Regions from separate parts of the Homo sapiens genome. Here region 2 is linked to region 1. The links are chromatin loops, found by intact Hi-C in ENCODE. Cell type or tissue: GM12878. All regions are shown on one strand.

What was found. Peaks named below come from ENCODE experiments on the same cell type or tissue, not always from the same donor. Only the 100,000 strongest peaks of a DNase experiment are listed, where the experiment ranks them.
Region 2: a loop joins it to region 1, with 2.4 times the contacts of the local background. A loop is called at or near these places in 1 of 110 quality-filtered maps.

The regions. Positions count from the first base shown.
Region 1 is chr15:83,992,046-83,996,045 of GRCh38, forward strand. The region is part of intron 23 of ADAMTSL3 (ADAMTS like 3); the gene reads left to right. Among named protein-coding and RNA genes, the nearest start is that of GOLGA6L4, 240 kb to the right of the region's middle. RefSeq lists enhancers at 289-338, 569-838. In GM12878, a CTCF peak has its summit at 1,780 (motif pointing left); a DNase peak (open chromatin) is centred at 556; H3K27ac peaks cover 1,357 bases.
Region 2 is chr15:83,732,939-83,736,938 of GRCh38, forward strand. The region is part of intron 3 of ADAMTSL3 (ADAMTS like 3); the gene reads left to right. Among named protein-coding and RNA genes, the nearest start is that of ADAMTSL3, 81 kb to the left of the region's middle. In GM12878, a CTCF peak has its summit at 1,843 (motif pointing right); a DNase peak (open chromatin) is centred at 1,838.

The DNA.
Region 1 (4,000 bases):
GTATGCCTTTGATTTCCCTAGCTTCCAAGTTCTAATTAGATACCTGTAGTTGCAGCCACCTAAGATGAGTCTTGCCTAGGCTGTGACCCTGATTGCCTAGGGTGACAGAGGAGCTTTTGCTGCTGCTCTTAGAAATGCAGTGAGGGTGCATGTAATGAGGGATCCCAGGACACACTTATCCAGCTTTCAGGCTCTCCCTCCACTGTCATGATCAGTTACTTGCCATGTTTCCAAAGCTGCACCTTTGGCTCTACAAACAGTGGAAATTTGCTAACCCCCAAGATATTGTTTTTCACCCCTTGGAAATCCCTGCAGTGTTTGGCCTATGCAGACTTTTGAAAAATTGCTCCAGGCTCCCAACTGACTCCACCCACAAATATGTGAGTTTTCTGGCAAAATACACCCACCATTACAGAAAGGGCCGGCATTCTCTGGCCATAGCAAGGAGAAAAGCAGAACGGAACTCTGCAGATGCCAAGCCACAGATGTCTAAAGTTTCTACAGCCCTATACCTGCAGAGGATTCTGAAAAATAGATCTGACTTCTATTAAGAGAAACCTCAGCTTTCAACATGACTTCTAAATTTTTCACTTCCACAATACTTGAAAATCAGGCTTTCAGGGAGATGAGCCATTAAAAGGATTGGAGTGCATTATTTGCTATCGGAAGTCAAAGACTGGATTGGGTGGAAACTGCAAGTAAAGCCTCCAGCAAAGACCATTAAACTCATCTAGTTTTATTCTCATCCAGGCCCAGTCAGACATGGGCTATCTCTGACCCTCCCCAGCCCCACAGCCCTCCTGCCCTGTGCTGTGGGGCCATGGGTCTGCAGCACTGCTGCCTAGATGGAGCTCAGCACTGGGAGTACTCATCTCTCCCCTTCCTCCCTCACCTTTCAGCTCTTACTAGGAATTGTCCCATTTGGCCTTTCTTTATCTGGCAGTCTTCCCCCATGGACTCAGACCCCAGAACTCCTGATGAGTTCTTTCCTTTTAAAAATAAACCTGCCTCCAAATGCACCACAATCATTTTGAGTTATTTGCCATTTTAAACAAACCTGTAGTGAACTTACAGTGTTTTCTTATGGGCAGAAGCCATACCTAATGGAGTTTTCTAGGGAAATTCATCTTTTTTAAGACAGATGGTGAAGTTGATGAAGGGTCAGAAAACTTGAGTTTTACAGACAGTCTTGTCACTAGCTAGTATGTAACCATAGGTGAGTCATATATCTTTCTTCCCTCATCTCTAAAGCAGGGAATATATTATATTAATAGAAGAAGAGACTGTGGTTATCATCCAATTCAGTTTTTCATCTTATAGATGAGTACATTAAAACATAATTTACAAAATTGAACTCTGCTTTACAAATTACATTTTTATATTGCAAATTGGGATTTCTGTAAATCAGTGGCATATATAATTTTTTTATTTGTTTAGTTGCCTTAGACTATTTCCCACTAATTGTAATGAACTTATTTTTATAGACCCCATAACACATATTCATAGCTTCTAGAGAAGTTCATCTTTTTTTATAGCCAAACATGTTTTGTCAACCCATGTGGTATGGATATCAATAGGGATTATCCCTAGTCATTCTTAGAGATATTTCTTTTAACTATATTGAATAACAGAACCTAAAAGTCCACATATTTGCCTATTTCTAAAGGTTAAAACTTCTAACTTGCGAGAGTTATTTGCCTTGCTCTTTAAAAAAAAGTTTTTTTCTGTCCATTTGGGTGGGGGTAATTTAAAGCGCACCTTTTTTGCCACCTTCTGGTAAGAAAGAAAAGCTCATCTGGGGAAAATCACCAGAAAATATCAGTTGCTGCATGTTTTATTTTCTTTCAGGTTAATGCATAGTAAGAACATTACTTATCCTGTAATTTTCTGTTGTGTATTACATGTTGTTTATGTTATTCCTTAAGCTCATCAGAGATGCAGCTGACGTGAGTCCCTTCTCTAAAGTGTTTTGTTGTGTGTCACGCTCCTCTTTAGTCTGTAAGGAACTCTCTTGGCCCACAGATGGTAATGAGTTTGAGCTAGATGGTGATTCCCAAATGAAGGGCACTGGCAAAGCCATCAATGGCCCAGCCCTAAGCTTAGAAAATTTCTTAAACACAAGGTGCACTGGACAACTGCTTCTTAGAGCAAACTCAAACTGCCTGGAAAGATTAGAGATGCTTCTAAACTAAAACTAAGCTAAAGAATAAAAACATCTTTGAATGCTATTAGAGGACACTGGTGTACATCTCCTTTAGGAGGAAAAATTCTACAACTGTGGATGGCACCTGACATCCCACCAGGCAGCTAGGTACATGTAGGTTATACAAAAGACTCTTAAACAATAAATGCAGAAGCAAATAAATCAAGTTTAACACATTCCCAAATGAATCTAGTCATGTGGATGACTAAAGGAGAGTTTTTCCCAGGAATGCAAATTTTTTAACACTTAAAAATATCTACTTTAAACAGATCATCACAGGTTGAATCCTCTCTGGAAGGATGTTTTTGTTGGTTTGTTTCTGTTTTTTTGTTTTTTCGTTTTTTTTTTTTTTTTTTTTTTTTTTTTGACACAGAACCTCACTCTGTTGCCCAGGTTGGAGGGCAGTGGTGCAATCTCAGCTCACTGCAATCTCTGCCTCCCAGGTTCAAACGATTCTCCTACCTCAGCCTCCCAAATAGCTGGGATTACAGGTACAAGCCACCATGCCTGGCTATTTTTTTTTTTTTTTTTTGCATTTTTAGTAGAGACGGGGGTTTCACCATGTTGCCCAGGCTGGTCTCGAACTCCTGACCTCAAGTAATCCACCCACCTCAGCCTCCCAAAGTGTTGGGATTACAGGCATGAGCCACGGCATCCGGCCCTGGAAGGAGTTTTTGTATAGTATATTAGTTGTCAACATATGTGGAAGGGAGGAAGCAAGCAGGATTAGACAGAGGGCAAAGGAGAACTGTGATGCAGGCCCACAAAGTCTCACCAAGCCCCCTTGAAACATATGTGACTTATTAGAGTTGTCCCAGGCTGACCCACAGTGGCCAGGCCTTCATGCCCCTGCCTCCTGCAGTCACTGGCTGTGGGCCTCTCTGGAAGGGGCATATGTGCTCTTGGGTCGGCGGAGACAGATTGTGAAGGGACTAACAACCAGAGGCTACCAGGAGCAGGGACACTGAGTTCCTCCTTGAAGGTTGATTTGGGTGGAGCATCTCCATCTCTACCACAGAGATTTAAGGAGATAAAATTTAGGATCATCTTAATAGATGTAGACAAAGCATCTGATAAACTTCAACACGAAAATGATATGAAAACCTCTTGGCAAACCAGTAATAGAAGGGATAATCTCTACCTTGATTTGCCTGTCAGAAACCTATTGTAAGCATCATACTCACTTTAATGGTGAGACTCAAACAGTCCCATTAAAGTCAGGAAAAAACATACGATGCCCTTTATCACTATATCTGTTCAACACTGCGTTAGCACTAGCCAGTGCAATAAGATAAAATAAATAGAAAAATTAGAACTAGAAAATTAGAAACCAAGACTAGATAACTAGAAAAATTATACAAAACTAGAAATATAAAAACTAGAAAATAACTACAAAAATTTCTTCTTATTTATAGATAATATAATTATCCCCATTTAAAAGCAAAGAAAATATACAAAGTTTTGGATCTCTACATTCAGAATAATTTCAATAAAAAAAGCAATCCTGTAGGATTGCTAGAACAAACTGATCCTATAATTAATATGAAAGCACATATGGCTGAGAATAGCCCAAACATTTTTTAAGAATAACAAGGTGGGTGAGATTTGCTCTATCAAATATAAAGACTTAGCATAAAGCTTGAGGGCTTACAGCAGTGTAAGAGGGATAGACAAATAAATGGAACAGAATGCGGAGCCCACAGCAGATTCAAGCATACAGTATATGGAAACTAAAATTTAATAGCAGTAGAATTAAAAACCAATAAAGGACAGACTAGTAAGTAAATTGTTATAGGA
Region 2 (4,000 bases), 260 kb before region 1:
ATTAGAATCTGTCAAAATGGGCTGGGTAAATTATGGCTGTTGGAAAGAGCACAATACTGCATTGTATTGGGGAAACACACTTGTAAGGAATTCCTGAGCTGGTATTTATTACAACCTGCCACATCATTTCCATTTTCTGCGTTTCATTAAATTTACCGTCTGGGTGTAATCACAAGAGTGAAATGGAAAATGTAATGTAAAATATCTCCTTAAACCCTCCGAAACAAAAATGAACTGAATCATCCATTCAATCAAGACAAGTTGAACACCTACTATACACCAACCCTCTGCAATAAAGTGAGGAACAAGACAGTTTCTGTTTTCAACTAGGCCAGAGCCCAGCAGGGGAAATGAATGGACAAAACTAATCCTAATGTGATACTATCGTAGAGGTGTTGACAGAGACTATAGAAGTGGAGAGGAAGGTTCTCTTCCTGGGGGTGAGAGACTTAGTCATGGGTGTCTACAAATTAGGTACTGACCCTGTTGGGTAGAGACTGTGAGTCACAGCTTCTCAATGTGATTGGAATTCTGGGGCTGGTGCTAGGTTCATTGTCCTTTGGCATTTTTGTGGGCTGTGTGCATTACATGGGTGGAATTTAATGTCATTTTAACTCACCAGAGAAAGTTTGTGGGTCTAGAGGTTTGGAAAACAACTCGCTCTGTAATATGCTGCATTTTAGTGCAAATCTTTCAAATGATCGCACCGTACTTGCTAATCTTTGAAGGAAGCTCTCTCATTGTCTGAAGAAAATGGTGCTGATTAAATTTACAGGGAAATGACTTTATTTAAAAATCTCCTCTAGTTTGTTGACAGCACTCATGTTTCATAAAATAGGGGACATGATCCTGAATTTCTTATGAATAAAAAATTATTAATTTTGACATCTACTTTGAATGACTTAGATAATTTATTTGGCGTAGTGCCCAGTAAAAGCATGGAAGTGACTTGGACATCAACCACAAAATGGCCCAGGGACCCCTTCCCACTGGATAGACATCTGGAGTGGCGTATAAGGAATAGACAATGCAGGCGGACATTTAATTAAAGATTGGTATTCAGACAGGAGGGAAGCGTGGTGAGTCTCTCAGCGTAAAAGGAATAGTGAGTCTCTGAGACAAAAGTAATTTTTTGTGTTTTATAATGATGCTTTGCAGCTTGAAACATTTTAGCTATAAAATATAGACTATGAACTCATAATGGCATTAAGTCCAGATAGTAATTTTTATGGTAACAATTTATGATGTATTTTTGTGGGTTTTTTAAAGGGGAAAAGTCTTTAGCATTTAACATTTTGCAATTTAAAAGATCCCTCTCTTGAGCCTTCAGAACCAGAGTGAACACAAAAATTGTAAGATTTTATTGAGTTACCTATTATGTGAATCTGGATTTGTAGACATTATTTTGATAGTTAATGACACTGGCAAGAATCATGATCTAAAACAAAACCATGTTAACTTTTTTGTTTTAAATTTTCATCCACGAGTTGTCACTGTGTTGCTATTGGCGTTACCAGGACACAGCTAGGAAAGCCAGGGTTGGAAGTGCAGGTTCCCTGTGTTTGCAGATGTTCATGTAGGAGTTCCTTGACCAAATAGCTGTAGCTATTCAGCATCCCAGCACTTGTGTGCCTGCTTTGTGATGAGCTGCCCTGCTGACTCACACCTGCCGGTTCAGGTATGGGTGTAGCCATTTCTGGGAGGGTTGATGCTCAGCAAATAGTCTTAAAGGCACAAAGGAATGAGAACATTTCTCTCCAAACCATAAACCATCGTGGAGCCTAAGGAGACTGAATTTCCTTTTTAGACCCCAGAGGACATTATGCCCAGATTGCCCCCAGGGGTCACTCTCAACTTGGGGATGATTTTTGCCGATGGTGGAAGCATATATTCTCTGGATTCTCCTCTGCTAGTGGGGAGGGCTAGTGGGGAGGGCTGGGGTTCTCATGTTTGATATGGCATCTTGAGATGGTCATCCAGCCTCTCTTTGAACACCGACAGAAAGTAGGGAACCCGAACCTCCAATACTAGTTTTCAGATATGATTATACTATTGTCTGAGCACCACCTGTAGTTATAATAGTTCATCTAATGGATAGTAAAACTCTATCAGGCAGCCTCACTATGCAAATCTTGTAGAATAAGAGTATTTTTTAAAATTAAATCAACTATTAAACAAAGCAGTCTATCAGAAGAAAGAAAATTTAACCAGAAATAAAATAAACCAGAAGTAGGTGACAAAGAGAAGAATAAAGGTATCTGATAAAGCCAGGAATAAGACTAAAATAAAAATACACACCATAGAGCTCTCCATACTTACTACAGGGGCACAGATTTGATCTGAGCTTTCTAGCAGCCAACTGGGAGAGAGAAACACAATCAGTTGCAGAAGTCACAGATTCATAAGATAATAAACTAACAGTGTTTCTCAGGAGTAACACAACTGTTCCTTATTTTAACAAGGAAAAAGTTACTGATTTCAGTAAGAAAGTAGCCTTAGCCCACAAAGATGAGGAACTTGACTTTGAAAGGAAATATTTCAATGTTGGGTCTCTTTAATCTTCTTTCCAGATTCATAGCCTGAATAATTATTTTCCAGAAGCTTCTCCCATGAAGAATTTCGTTTTAAGTATTTATAAGGTCATCTTGGGGGATCAGTGGGTGATTTTTAATACACTAAAGCATACAATTTTTTTGCTTGTGTTGGTAATCTCACTAACTTCAAGGTTTTTTTTTTTGTTTTGCTTTTTGTTTTTGCCACTGAGCAGTTTTTGTCAAGTCAGCTACCATCAGGATCAAACACTTAGTACAGTAAATTGGATTTGGATATCCATTAACTGCTGGTGACAAAAGAGGAAGCCCCACGTTTAACACACGTAAAATAAAATTTTAAGGAGTTTCTGGCTAGAAAGAGGCTACCAATAAAGTCTGAAAATGCCCCAGTCTCTGCTACTTGAATCTAATTACATGACAGAAGAGATTTGGGAAAGATAAGCCTGCAGTGAAAACAAGGGAGAAATAATCCTGTTTGCTCTGCAGTAACCATTCTAAGGACAGGAGAAAAAAAAAGAAGTTGACTAAACTTATTATACTCAATATTGCCAAGATACCAATTAGCAACATAAGTACAAATTTTCCTCAGATTCATCCAACATACCACCCTGTGTAATAAGCTAGTGTTCATAAACAGGGGAAAGTGGTTCTTCTATTCCTCAGCAGTCCTGGTGGGATTACACTGGATTTTTCTGTTAATTCTGGCCTTTGGCCCCTTTCCAATATTAACTGTGCCATGGAGTATAGAATATTCAATGATTAAATAATTATAATTTAAAAATTAGACCATGTCAAAGAAAATAAAATATTAGGCATTTTTAAGAATTTAAGACAAGACACGGACTTTGGATCAAGATGACAGCTAATAATTCTGCATCTACTTCATCGCATATGGCAAATCTCATGAAATGACCTCAAAGTTGTATAAAGAACAATATCTCTGTGATAGCCCTGGAAAAGAAGACAAAGTTGTACCAACAAACTAAAAAATCTGGGAAATTCTTAATGGTTAAAAAGTGGGCAGTTTATATACATGGATAAATAGGATTATAGGAAACTAGCCCAAAATACATTCAGGAGGAATTCTGTGGTGGAAGCCATTCTGAGAAGTCCCAAGGACTGAATCAGCAATTAAAAAGGAGGTGAGAGGAGAGAAATTGGCATGTGGCCCTGTTGGAGCTGAGCAGTGCATGACAATTGTATTCTTTCCTAGGTAGGTAGCGGGTAAGTGGAAAACAAGGGCCAGAGAATAATTCATGCTCCAGGTAGCCAGAGACCTCTAGGAGAGATGGGAAGCCCCCAATCTAGAAGATACATTACCAACATATTCTTCCAGACCATAGTCCTCCCACTTCTCCACGACCACTACAGGCTATAGTAAACAGTTTTGTCAAACAAACGGATACTTAAGTACAAAGAGAAGAAGACAACCAAGACACAATACCCAC